Regions from separate parts of the Homo sapiens genome. Here region 1 is linked to region 2. A link is a contact called in ENCODE Hi-C or POLR2A ChIA-PET data. All regions are on one chromosome and are shown on one strand. Each heading gives the region's core, a stretch centred on a gene start or an enhancer-like site at or near the end of the contact. The rest is flanking DNA. Distances are from core to core; before and after follow the strand shown.

Region 1 (6,985 bases), core at 3,365-5,864, 160 kb before region 2:
TCATTTCATAATAGTGTGTGCAGATACTCTGATATACCTCAATTCTTTTTTTTTTTTTTTTTTTTTTAAGAGACAGAGTCTCACTGTGTCAGCCAGGTTGTAGTGCAGTGGCACGATCTCGGCTCACTGTAACCTCCGCCTTCCTATTCACTTTTAATAGCTTCTTAGTACTTTATTGTAGAGTACTATATTTATTCATTTAATCCGCATTGATGAACATTTGGGTTTATTCCAGCATTTTGCTATGATAACTAGTGCTATAATGAGTAGCCTTATACATATATCTTTTCACATTTTTGCTAGTAATACAATAATAAATAATCATTTTGTGTTTCTTGTTTTTTCTTTTTCAATGTTTTAAAATATGCATTTTCTATTTTTTCCTTTCGTATCTACCTCCAGCTTTTTTCTTCTGCCTCATGTTATGTGGTTCTACAGTGACAAAGGGAAAAATATGTGTGATTTTGTATGTGTGTGTATATGTGTGTATATGTATTTGTGTATGTATAAATAAAATGTTTTCCTTCAGCTATTTAATATCAAATGGAATTTTTCATTCTTGAGTTAATACCTGATGATTGGAATCATAAAAATTTGAAATCAAAGCCTGCTCCAATTAACCTATGCAAAGTTCCTACCAATTAAAATTTTTCCTTAAGTATGATTAGAAATGGCCATGTATCAATGCTACTCAGACTCTCAGACTGTGTGTACATACTACTAAATACTGAGAGTAAAATTGGAAAAATCAGTTTTTGGTATCCTGTGGAGCATCTGCTTGTATTTGTGTATCTTCTTCTAACATATACTCTTGATCACATTTTAAAAAATAGGTAATATATCAATCAGAATTCTTATTAGCAAGCAACAGAAACAACTTCAATAAAAGGATATTGGGTAGCTTACAGAATTGCTGGCAGGTTTGGAGAGCCAAAATCAGATGCCAAGGCTGTTGAGCCAGGAACAATGACCAAAACCAGGCCCTTTTTATCTAGTCAGTGTATCAGTGCCAAGGAGTACTACACGTTACAGTTTGCGCTGCTACAGTTTGCACCCCCAGCAGTATGAAAGGCTGGATGTTGCTACCCTTGAATGTGATATTGCTACAAATACCACTAGGAGGGGGAAATCACATAGGTGACACAAAGTAAGTCCTATACAAGTGTTAAATAAAACTGTATAATTTCACATCTACTTACAATTTGTATATCCATTTAATCAGGTCTACTCAAATTGTTATATCTTCTTAAGTTGAAAGTGAACAACTGAATTAAGATACCACTATTAAACTCTTTATGTTTTGGAATCCCCACTCTTTTCCTCAGGATATTTTGCATATTACATGGGACATTAAGTCTGTGACAAGCCTGTATGTTAATGTTGTCAATGTATACATTAATGTTAGTAAAGCTCAGTTTCTTTTTAATATTTTTCTTACAACAGCGATCATGTTGTGGAGCCTATAGGTTGTACATATCCCCTTTAGAGGACAGCTGTATTCTGCTGCACTGTTTCTTGTCGTTAGGATCATATACACTATGAGAGTGGTAGGTTATCAATAGTGAACTGTATTTTAGTTTTAAAAATCTAGATGGGAAATGTCTTAGAGTCGCCAAAAAAGAAAATTAACAGTTTCTAAGCTTTAATAGATAAATAGTAAGAAATAGTTTTTTGATAGCTCTCAAAAAATGTGTAGACATTGAGCTTTTATATCTCTTGTTACAGAGGCCAGTTCCTTCGTTTATAGGAGGCATACCCTTTAACAAGTTCTTTTAACTGCCATCATCCTGGCCAGCATCCAAAAGGAAGCTTTTGTTACTCACCCTGTATGATTGTATTAGAAGTTACATTAAATCACTTTCATTCTTTCTCCTTTGTTTTTTACAGCTGGCATAACCTTGACAACAGATTGCCTTGAAGATAGCCTCCTTACATGCTACTGGGGGTGCAGTGTTCAAAAATTATATGAAGCTCTGCAGAAGCATGTTTATTGCTTCAGAATAAGCACTCCCCAAGCATTAGAAGATGCTCTGTATAGTGAATATCTCTATCAGGAACAGTATTTGTATCCTTTCGTCTGATATACCCATTAGCACTGAAAATTAGACTTCTTATGGATAAAGTGTTGCTAACTTATTGATCATTCTTGGTATACTAGAAGCATGTTTATTGCTTCAGAATAAGCACTCCTCAAGCATTAGAAGATGCTCTGTGGAGTGAATATCTCTATCAGGAACAGTATTTGTATCCTTTCATCTGATATACCCATTAGCACTGAAAATTAGACTTCTTATGGATAAAGTGTTGCTAACTTATTGATCATTTTTGGTATACTAGAAGCATGTTTATTGCTTCAGAATAAGCACTCCCCAAGCATTAGAAGATGCTCTGTGGAGTGAATATCTCTATCAGGAACAGTATTTGTATCCTTTCATCTGATATACCCATTAGCACTGAAAATTAGACTTCTTACGGATAAAGTGTTGCTAACTTATTGATCATTTTTGGTATACTAGAAGCATGTTTATTGCTTCAGAATAAGCACTCCTCAAGCATTAGAAGATGCTCTGTGGAGTGAATGTCTCTATCAGGAACAGTATTTGTATCCTTTTATCTGATATACCCATTAGCACTGAAAATTAGACTTCTTATGGATAAAGTGTTGCTAACTTATTGATCATTTTTGGTGTATTTTTGTTCTTATGGTTATAGTGGCAATTTACCTTTACATTTTCAAAAAGTATTAAAAAGGATAGCAAAGAAGAAATATATTGCCAGTTACCAAGAGATACTAAAATTGAAGACTTTGGTACAGTACCCAGATCTCGCTATCCATTGGTAGCGCTATTGACCTTAGCTGATGAGGATGACCGGGAAATTTATGATATTGTAAGTAATTGAAAATTTTGAAAGCATTACCTTTAAGTGATTTGAATGGTGGTTCTTCATTATTTGATAAATAGAAAAAGTTTTATTTTAATTTCTGAGGATGTGCATTTGGCCTACAACAACTATATACCTATTTGGTTTTTATATGTGAAACAGTACCTTCAGATTATGACTCATTTCTTGCCTTATGGGTCACAGTAATATGACTTTATTTGGAAAATAAAAGATATATAATGGTTGAATTAAGTTAGTTTCATCATTAACACCTATTTGGTTGTATACACCTATTTAGTTTTTATATGTGTAACAGTACCTTCAGAGTATGACTCATTTTTTGCCTTATGGATCACAGTAATATGACTTTATTTGGGAAATAAAAGATATATAATGGTTGAATTAAGTTAATTTCATCATTCTGTATTCTGTCATATTTGCTGTATAGAAACAGTCTGTTGGGAAGCATGTTTATTCTGAACATGTTTAGCAGTGAATAAATAAGCACAATAATGATCGAAAGTGCTCAATTTTAAGATAGTATCCACTCTTTTTTTGCCTGCTTGCAGTCACCTTGTTTCCATCAAAGTCCCTGCTGCACCTATATCTTATATGTCTGGTCCCTGTATTTTCAGTAATTATAATAATCTCCTTTCCTCATTATGTGCTAATTATTTTTTCAGTCTGATAGTTGATTCCTATTAGGAAGTTAAAAGTATCTTAGAGATCTAAGAGGACTGAAACTTTGACAATCATCTGAGTATAATAGAAACTTAGACATGAAATAAACTTTTGATGAAATTGTATCATGGTAAAAATGTCCTTACACACAATTGACTACTTTTCTGAAGTATTTAATATAGATTATTCATTAATAAACATATGGTAACATTGTTTTGTGATATTCGTAATATGCAAAGTACGTTCACAAACATGAACTTATTTTTTTCTTCTAACAACCTGGTTTCTTAGGACAGGGCAAATATTCTCCTTTCACAGACTGAAACAGAGTCAAGAAAAATCCCAGTCATTCAGGCAGTAAGAGATGGAACAAGAGCTTGACTCTGAGCTTTTTGTGTGTGTTTGTTTGTTTTTGTTTTTTGAGTTTATTTTTTTTAGCAGGAATATCTTCCTGCAACAAGTGTACATTGAGCTTTGGAAGGTAAAGACTCTTTGGGAAATCTAGACCCTTCTTACTCATTTGCAGTTAAGCACCTAGGTTTTTGGTTTTTAATATTTTCAAACTGAAGTTCCATTGAGCTGAGGTCAGCTTATTTTTTCCAAGTCATGGGGAGCAGAGGGGAAGGAAATGGGGATATGTAGGTCACTAGAGACAAAGTTACAGATACATAAAATGAACAGGTCTAGAGATCTAATGTACAGCATAAAGACTATAGTTAATGTGGTATTGCTTTTGGGATTTTTGGTGCTCTTGCCACATGCAAAAAAAGTGGAAGTAACTGTGTAAGATGATGCGTAATTTGCATTATAATAGTAACCATTTCACTAGGTATATATATATCAAAACATCCTGTTGTACACCTTAAATATATACAATAAAAATACAAAATACAAAAGTCATACCAGCAGTAGTGTATTTCCAGAACCTAGTACAGTGCCTAGGATATAATAGGGGTTCAATAAAGATTTGATAAGTAAAAAAAAAAAAAAAAAGTCATACTAGACAATGTTAATGAGCCTCATAGAGCTTGACAGCGAAACACCTTAGCTGTACATCCCATGCACCTTAGCGTGCATGAGAGGCCTTCTGGCTTCCTCCCTCCTTTCTCTCAGTTTCAGTTAGAGATAAATAAAACCTGTTAAATTGGTGTCTCCTATTTCTAGCTTCTTTGTTCTTGACCCTGTGTACTTGGGCAAGGAAGCCCTTCTGCCCCCACTGTGTGCCCCATCTCTGCTGAGTTTCTTGGGTTCTGTTCTCCTTTTTCCTTTGGTTCAGCACAAAAGGATCAGATCGCAGTCATTTTCCCTCCCAGCTTCCCCATTGCATTCCTTTTCCCTTCACTGATAGTGCTCTCTAGGTGCTCAGGGTCTTTTTTTTTTTCTAACTTTCTTCCCCTGTCCAAACAGGGAGTGATTGTGTATCTGTGTGGTAAAATATATATATTTTATATATAAAGTTTACCATTTTAACCATTTTTGTGTGTGTGTTTTCAGTTCAGTGGCCTTTTAGGCCAGAGAAGAGTTTGCTCTCAGGTCCCTGATCACACTGGATGAAGACTGTGTGGCCCAGCTGTAGTTGTGGGAGGCTTGTTCCCATAGGGAAGCCTGAGTGTCTCCCAAGGGTTAACAGCCATCTTCTCTTGTGCTTTGTGTATGTCTCTGTGTCTGGGTCCTTTTGAATGTCTTTTATTCTCATCTGTGGGCTCCCTCCTTTTTTCCTGTTAATCCTTGCTTCTCGTCTTATTTCTTAGATTGGGGGTAATATTGGCACTCAAATATATTTATTAGTGTATTTTGTATTAATGTTCTCTGTTTATAATTTTAAAAGCAAATGGACCATTTCCTATTTCTTTTTCATATGTGTTTTTTCAGTATTGTATGTGCGTGTCAGGGACTATATTTTTTTAAAAAATTTATTAATAAAATCATTTTTATTTTAACAGCAAAGAATTATATTTAGGTAGTACAGTTAGGAACCACTTTGTTGTTTTAGATTAAAAAAAGGAAAGCAGGAATTGTTACTACAAAATTTTGACTTTAAAATTTTTTCATTTTTAGTTAATTACATTGGCTTTTTTTCAGTATTATTCAAATAATACATTTGTGGCAGGAAAAAAAATTAGAAAGTGTAGATAAGCCAAAAGGAGAGAAGTATAATAATCTGTATTCTATCATCCAAAAATAATCACTGTGAATATTTGTCTGTATCTTTCCAAATCTTTATATATGTAATTAAAAAAGGGATAAAATTATACATTTTATACTATTTTGTGACCTGCTTTCACTTAGTAGTATATTCAAACATTTTTTCCATATCAAATATTTACCCACAACTACATATATAACTAGTATGATAATAGCTTCAGAGACTTTTAATATTAAATCAAATGACAAAATTGGTTTTTTTTTTGTTTTTTGAGACAGAATCTCGCTCTGTCGCCCAGGCTGGTGTGCAGTGGCACAATCTCAGCTCACTGTAGCCTCTGCTTCCTGGGTTCAAGCAATTCTCCTGCCTCAGCCTCCCGAGTAGCTGGGACTACAGGCACGCACCACCACGCCCAGTTAATTTTTGTATTTTTAGTAGAGATGGTGTTTCACCATGTTGGCCAGGTTGGTCTTGAACTCCTGACCTCGTGATCGACCCGCCTCGGCCTCCCAAAGTGCTGGGGTTACAGGTGTGAGCCACTGCTCCCAGAGGACAAAATTGTTAGTATGAAGTGATAACTACTATTTTCTACTAACCCCATCATTTTGATTTAGTATTAAAAGCCTCTGGTGCCATTACTAAATTAATAAATCTTTATAAACTTGTAAAGAATATTGTGTTTTTGCAACTAATGTAGGGTTTTAAAACTTTTTATTTGTACATAATTTCAAAAAGTTGCAAAAATAAAAAAGTAAAAGATCACCCATATACCCTGCACCTGGATCTCCTATTGTTAGCATTTCTGTCCTTTGCATTATTGTTCTCCCATTTATGTATGTATGTGTGTATTGATTGATTGGTTGAGATAGGATCTTGCTCTATCACCAGGCTGGAATATAGTGGCACAGTCATGGCTCACTGCAGCCTCAACTTCCTGAGCTCAAGTGATCCTTCTGCCTCAGCCTCCTGAGTAACCGGGCCAACAGGAATGTACCACTGTGCCCAGCTAAGTTAAAAAAAATTTTTTTCTAAAGACAGGATCTTACTGTGTTGCCCTGGCTGGTCTCAAACTCCTGAGCTCAAGCAGTACTCCCACTGTGATCTCCCAAAGGGCTGAGATTACAGGCGTGAGCCACCACACCCAGCCTACCCATATGTTTATACATACACATATATATGATCGTATATATATTTTAAATCAATGATTTGAGAATAAGTTGCATACGTGATGATTCTTTACCCCTAAATGCTTCAGTGTGTATTTCCTAAAAATAA
Region 2 (6,844 bases), core at 2,068-4,567:
CCTGTGGTAAAGATGCTTTAAAACTGAAATTCTCACCTTCGTTTGATTCATGAGCCAGCACAGGCTTGGCCAGACTTTGTTTATTCTTATGGCACTCTTCAAACCCAAACGGGCCAAATCGTGGCTTCCCTGTCTATCCTTAGATGCAGCGATTGCTGCTTTTAACTGGGTAGGTTGCTATGAATAGAAAACTTGAGAGATCAGCCCTGTCTTAGAAATATTATGACATTTTGCTTATTTATTGTTGACTTAAAAAAAAATCCAACAACTTCCTCTAAAAATAGGTCCTTGCCACTCTTTCAACTGCTTCCTCCTAGCCTTTCTCCTGGTAAGAAATCATGGTTCCCACCTGGTTTCACATCAGCCTTACTCGATCCTCCAAATGCTATCAATTGGAGGCCATGATTTTCTTGGGTTCTCAAATGTGAACCTGGATCAAAATCATCAGGGGGCTGGTTAAACACAGTTTTTGATTCAGTAGATCTATAGAGAGGGTCCCAGAAGTCGTAATTCTTTTTTTTTTTTTTTTTGAGGCGGAGTTTTGCTCCTGTTTTCCAGGTTAGAGTCCAATGGCACAATCTTGGCTCACTGCAAACTCCTTCTCCCGAGTTCAAGCGATTCTTCTGCCTCAACTTCCCGAGTAGCTGGGATTAAAGGCGCCCGCCACCATGCCTGGCTAATTTTTGTATTTTTAGTAGAGACAGGATTTCACCACGTTGGCCAGGCTGGTCTCAAACTCCTGACCTACAGGTGATCCACCCACCTCAGCCTCCCAAAGTGCTGGGATTACAGGCATGAGCCACCGCGCCCGGCCCAGAGGTTGTATTTCTAACAATTTTCCAGGCATGCCCCTCCTCCATACTTTGTGAACCAGTGCCTTAGGGCTTTGGGTCTCCTCCTGTCCCCATCCTGTAGGAGAGAGCCCCATGGAGCATGATCCTGGTCCCTTAGATTGGTGGTGAGCAGCTAACAACCACATAGTACTCACCATGGGCCAGATGATGGTCCCATGCTTTACAAAGATTAAGTAACTCAAACATCACCAATCTTAGGAGGTAGCCCATTTTCCAGATGGAGGAACTGAAGCACAGAGTGGTTAAGTGAATTGCCCAAGTTCACACAGCTCATTCAATGGAAGCTCAGACAACATGGCTAGCATCTGTGCTCTCATTCCCCACGCCATATTATCATTCTGTTTTCCCCAAGTCACTTAGAGCACCTGATACTCCTACAGTTCTTAAGAGTGAATACCTTAGAAAGGAGCCGCCAAGACAACTGAACCCATCTTAGGCGCTAACAACCAGCATCTTGGGCTCCGATTGTCCAGGTGACTTGACTACCCTACCTGTGTCTGTGACTGAGTAGAGGCAAGAGGAGGGGGCTCTTAGCAGAAATACATTGGACATGTGACCTGGTGAAGGCCAAGGGAGGGGTGTTGATGTGAAGACGCTGGGGACATCATCTGTGAAGACAGGCCAGCCCTCCCCTTCTGCTGGAGCCTCAGTGTCCCCTCACCATTCTGCGCTGGTCCAGAGATTTCCTGCTATTGATACTTATCAGAGACACAAAGCTGAGGAGGAACAGATGTGCCATGTCATCAGCCATAATAGAAAAAGTGCATGAATCTTTTTTGGACCAGGTTGGTCTAGCAAGGCTGTGTGATCAGCACTAACCTGGGTGAGGGAGTAGGAGACACAGAAGTGGATGGACTGTCCCCACCCACAAGGAGGGGTGAAGTGGGGGGGGTGTTATACAGATATGCAAGTCACTGAGCTCAATTGTGGTAGAGAAAAGGCAATGAGGGCCCAAATGGGTAAATGGCATTTGGGGAGAGAGGTGGATTCTTAAACTACATCACAGATGATGATAGGAGCAGGAGGGGGAGGGTTCAGATGTGTCCAAGACATATCTACAGCAGAGAGTATGTAATGATAAATAATAGTGATCTCTTTTGAGATTCAAACAGCCAGAGGTTAAGTCTCCACTGGTATAGTGATAATAGACTAAGCTCTTTTTTTTTTTCTGCCAAATAATGTGTTGAGTCCTGGCTGGAGGGCCTAGGAGTACTTTAGAAGATGGATTCTACTCCTTACAGTGTTGCCTGTTGGTTCTAGAAATGGAGCCCTTCTCCAAGTATTTCTCTACCCCATTGGTCTGATTCTCCCCAAGTTATTTGTGTTACAGACACTTCTATGGGTACAAAACTTTCCCTTTGGCTATCTCTGATACCACAAATGTCATTGAAAAGGACAGATCCTAGCACTAGGCCATATACATTGATAGGAACCAAAGACAGATATCTGATAGATTAATAAATACAACCACTTCCAAAGGTGATGGTATGAAGCTAGATTCAAACAACACAGTAGGCCAGTGCTGTCACTCCCAGCTCAGAACCATTGTGGCTAGAAGTTAGCTTTGTCTTTCTCCTCACTGAGCCATGTGTCTCAGACCCTGGGGTAGAGTTGAGGGAGGGCAGACAATGGTTAGTTTCCAAACTCCCTGGACATAGGGGCCCCTTGCTGCCTTCTGCCTTCCTCCATAGAGTTTAGAAGGTTTGTTTCCAGGAAGGAGCTCCTTCCTGCCAGGTTTGTCCTCTCTCCAGCTTCTCAGCAGTGCAGGGTGCTTACAACACAGCCCACAGGCCTGCCTGCACTGGGCTGTGTGGGTCTGTAGACAAGGTTCTCAACTCTGCCTCTGCGTCTGCTCCTCTCCGTCCTACTGGGCCTTTCTGCTCCCCCTTACCTTTCCCTGCCTGAGCCCTCTCACTGTTTTTGTGCCTGCCTTTGTTGTAGAATTCTAGATGGCAGCATGCTTGCAACTTGGGAAGGATGAGGCCCTTGTCTGGAGACATTATCCCTATGAGCTCTGAGGTCTTGTCTCCTTCTGTAGCATCCCCACCAATGTGGCCAAAGCCAAGGGCCCTCATCTGATCAGTCCTCCTGATTCTGGTCCAGCCACTGAGCCCTAGGTCTACTCAATTTCATGGCAGGATACCCAGAAGGAGGGAAATGGCCTCAGCCATTCTCATTCCTATTTAGAGAAGTGCATTCTTCACCATCATCCTTCCTACCTTTTCTTCTTACCCACTGCCCAAGGACTTCAGCAATGAAAAAGTAGCTTCCCTTCTCAAAAAAAAAAAAAAAAAAAAAAAAAATCTGAAAAATCTTATTCTGATTGCATCAATAGACCTACTAACCTGAAAATGAGTTTGGTGCACAAGTAACAGGTGAAAATCAGCAGCCTTTTACTGCTTACTGTTGCAGAAATTCCCAGCATTGGCTGGCGGCTGGAGGGGAAGCAGGAAGGGAGGTGTGCCTCTAGCTCCCTCTACAGGGCTGTGCCCCAGGAGGACAGGAGAGCCAGGCTGAATATGTTCCAGGGTCACCCAACTCTGTCCTTGTACAGTTAGCCAGGCCTTTCTTTCCAAAAAGAGTATCAGTTAATTTGTGACTATGGACTCGAATATCCTGCCTCCACAAAATTGTTCATTCTGTCCCCCATTGGATGACTTGTACGTGTATTTCATATTTCATACCTAAATGAGTGATACATACATTTTACTATCAACATTGCTAACATGCATATTTTGGGAATATCTACATGCTGTTCCTTGGTGACAATATTTACATGGTTACACACCACACCACAGGGCTCTTACATTCACACTTACACTTTGGATCCCATCTCTTGAGTTGGGAAATTTTGTCTATAAGTTGTTGAGCAACTTCCTCGTTATTTTAGAAAGCGTGGGACCCAGTGACTTCACAGTTCACAGTCATGTAAAGATATAGAATGGCTCCCTGGTGTCAGGGGTGGGATGTGTGCACTCCAGCCCTTCCCAGACTTCCTGAGGTGTATAAACCTGTTGTGTGGCATGGCTGTTGTTCCGTTTGCTCCACTGAATTAAGCATGAACTATTCTTTTGTGATTCAGTCTGTTTATACTCCTCCCAAGATACTCCTCTGTTGACTGTCTGGACATTGCCAAGGATGCTGGCCTTGGAGTTCTTTGTAAAATATTATTGCAGTTAGGTTACGTGGACAATGCCGTGCTCCTTTTGGGACTCTCATGTCTAGAGCCTCTTGTGCAACAGGGGCTAAATCTAAGTGTAGAAGCAGAAAGCACACTTTTCTCCTTTGCAAGGTCAGCATGAGGATTGCTAATTCATTATTTTAAGGTACTATTGGAGTGTCACTCTGTGGTGTGTGGGGTTTTGGCAGTGGTGGTCTGGAGTGTGAGGGCGGCGCTGAAGATTAGAGAGTGGGAAAGCTTCCTGTGTTTAGAACACTTCCAGCCTCTCCTCTGAGGGGTTTTTGGTGTAAAAAACTAGTCGAGTGTGGTTTACAAGAATGTGTCTTGTGTTTGTCGAGTGAGGTAACATTTTTTTCATCTCTAATTTATATAACTCTTAGGAGACCCATTCCTATGAGGCCTTATTGAAACAATCACTTAGTGCCCCCCCCCGCAAAAAAATCAGACATATAACAGTCTTAACCCTGTTGACATTGTTTTTCTTTCCTTCTTCAACAGATGTTTGCAAGAGTTGTATTAAATATATTTCATTCTGCTGTCTCAGCCTCTCAAATCCTTTTCACGAAGATTACTTTAATGGGTGTCAGTTACAATCACAAAAAGCACCCATTTTGCTTTTGTTTTCTAGCAAAAAACAATGGGGAAACTTTCCATCTTAAACAGAATATTGAAAAGGGGGGGGTAGTAAAGACTTTGAAAATTGAGCTAATCATTTTATTTTCCTCTTTTCCATGTTCCTGTTTTTATTTGATGTTAAAGCTAAAAATAATCAGAATACAACAAAGTTGAATGAGAAAGGGGCAACTGAACAGTTTGTGTGTGACAGTTGGTACCTACTATTGTTTATAGGTCGTCTATTCTATCTTAAGCCTTCCATTTAAAGGAAACTTCTAGGAAATACCTAACATTTTGAAGAAATCCAAACGACTATTAAAACACTATCAAACAAAAGGCCATAATTAGCTGGGCGCAGTGCCTCATGCCTGTAATCCTAGTACTTTGGGAGGCTGAGGCAGGAGGATCATTTGAAACTAACCTGAGCAACAAAGCAAGACTCCATCTCTACAAAAAATACAAAAATTAGCCAGATGTGGTAGTAGATGGCTGTAGTCCGAGCTGCTTAGGATGTTGAGGTGGGAGGAAGGCTTGAGGCTAAGAGGTTGAGGTTGCAGTGAGCTGTGATTGTGCCACTGCTCTCTAGCCTGGGCAACAGAGCAAGACCCTGTCTCAAAAAAAAACTGTAATTAAGAAGGAACTATTAATGCATGAAAAAATGGAGACACCCTCATTACCCTCATGGAGCTTGCATTCTAATGGAGAGGGGCCAGAAATAAGCATACTGTACAGCAGGTCACATGGTGGTAAGCGCTATGGAAAAAACAAAGCATGACCTGGGAATAAGGGAGTGTAAGGTGAGAGAGTGGGGTGGGCAATTTAAAATAGTGTAGACAGATAAGATCTCATTAGGAAGGTGACATTTGAGCAAAGACAGAGCTGAGAGAGGCTAAACATGGGTGTGGGGGAAACGTGTTCCAGGCAGAGGAAGCAGCAAGTGTGAAGGTTCTGAGGCAGGCACGCGGCTGATATGTTGAAGGAACATCACAGCAGCCAGGATGGACTGAAACAGGAGAGGGTCAGTAGTAAGGGTGGAGGCTAGATCATAGAGGGACTAACAGGCCATCATAAGGACTTTGGCTTTTACTCTGAGATGGGAAGCCATTGACATGTTTGATCAGGGGAGTGACATGACTTACCTTCTAGTTTTAAAAGATCCTTCTTTTAGAAATGATTGTTATGGTTGATAAGAGACTACTGGAGAGGGTGGGGATATGCAGAAACATGGTGAGGGGTAGTCACATTCCAGATGTATTTTGAAGATTCAGCCCATAGGATTTATGGAGAGGTTAGATGCAGGATATGAGAGAAAGGAGTCAAGGATACTCCAAGGTTTTGACCTGAGCAATTGGAAAGATGGAAAGCCATCTGCTGAGATAGGAAAGAGGAGCAAAGAAGCAGATGTGGTGAGAGTGAGAGCAAGAGTTGGGTTGTGGACATGTTGACTTTGAGATCATCTGAGTGAGCATGGAGAGGGTGCAGTTGGAGTGTGAATCTGGGGCTCAGGGGAGAAACCTGGGCTGGAAATACAAACGTGGAGTTGTCTGCATACTCATGGGCCAGAGGTCAGAACCGAGGCAGGTGGCTGGGGGAGCTGGCCTGGTTTTTGTGCCCTCTGGGAATGGCCAGCCTCAGACCTCCTGACTGGTCATGGCCAGGAGGTCAGAAATCTGAAGGTGAATCCTAACCCTAACTTGAGTCCTTGGCTGAGATCTCAGGACTACTTCCCAGCTGGCCTGGGTCCTCAAGGAGTAAAGGAGCAGTCCTGGAGCACCCAGCTGTGCCGGTACCTGGGGAAAAAGTAACTACAGATGGAAAGTCTCCATGGAAGAAATGACCAGATCTCTACTCTGGAAAGGTAAAGGGCTCATTGGAAGTATCTGCTAGGGCAAGAGGTACCTGGTTCTTGCCTTTTGAGGATGGTCAGATGCCTTTGAATGACCAGCACCTGATGACCTTCTGCTGTCAGAAAAGACTGGAATGGTCATAATGGTCTATACAGTCCACTACATAGATGCCTGCCTTTTCTAGTGAATCCAAGGGACAGTAGCATTTTGAAGTGATCTTTACCAAGTAACCAAAAGCTCTCTGTATTCATTAACTATTGCTGTGTAACAAACTACCCTAAAACTTAATGACTTAACATAACAACAAGTTATCTCAGTTTTCTGAGGGTCAGCAATTTAGAACAGCC

The links. A loop is a pair of places that touch in the nucleus more often than their neighbours do. ChIA-PET counts read pairs that join two places held with the same protein, here RNA polymerase II (POLR2A). Pooled maps may share reads with other maps.
Region 1: a pooled map shows a loop between it and region 2 (2.0-fold over the local background). The contact joins two enhancer-like sites. A Hi-C loop is called at or near these places in 2 of 50 pooled maps. POLR2A ChIA-PET finds 5 or more read pairs at or near these places in 4 of 52 experiments (activated CD4-positive, alpha-beta memory T cell, activated CD8-positive, alpha-beta memory T cell, activated T-cell and 1 more).

The regions. Positions count from the first base shown.
Region 1 is chr14:54,528,162-54,535,146 of GRCh38, forward strand. It overlaps CGRRF1 (cell growth regulator with ring finger domain 1), which reads left to right. Exons shown (of 6, transcript NM_006568.3): 3 at 1,888-2,065; 4 at 2,742-2,889. Among named protein-coding and RNA genes, the nearest start is that of CGRRF1, 22 kb to the left of the region's middle. Within about 2 kb of position 4,615, at least 2 of the 41 ENCODE cell types and tissues checked have a DNase peak (open chromatin) inside an H3K27ac peak, as active enhancers do.
Region 2 is chr14:54,688,419-54,695,262 of GRCh38, forward strand. All of the region lies in intron 2 of SAMD4A (sterile alpha motif domain containing 4A), which reads left to right. Among named protein-coding and RNA genes, the nearest start is that of SAMD4A-AS1, 3.9 kb to the left of the region's middle. Within about 2 kb of position 3,318, at least 12 of the 41 ENCODE cell types and tissues checked have a DNase peak (open chromatin) inside an H3K27ac peak, as active enhancers do.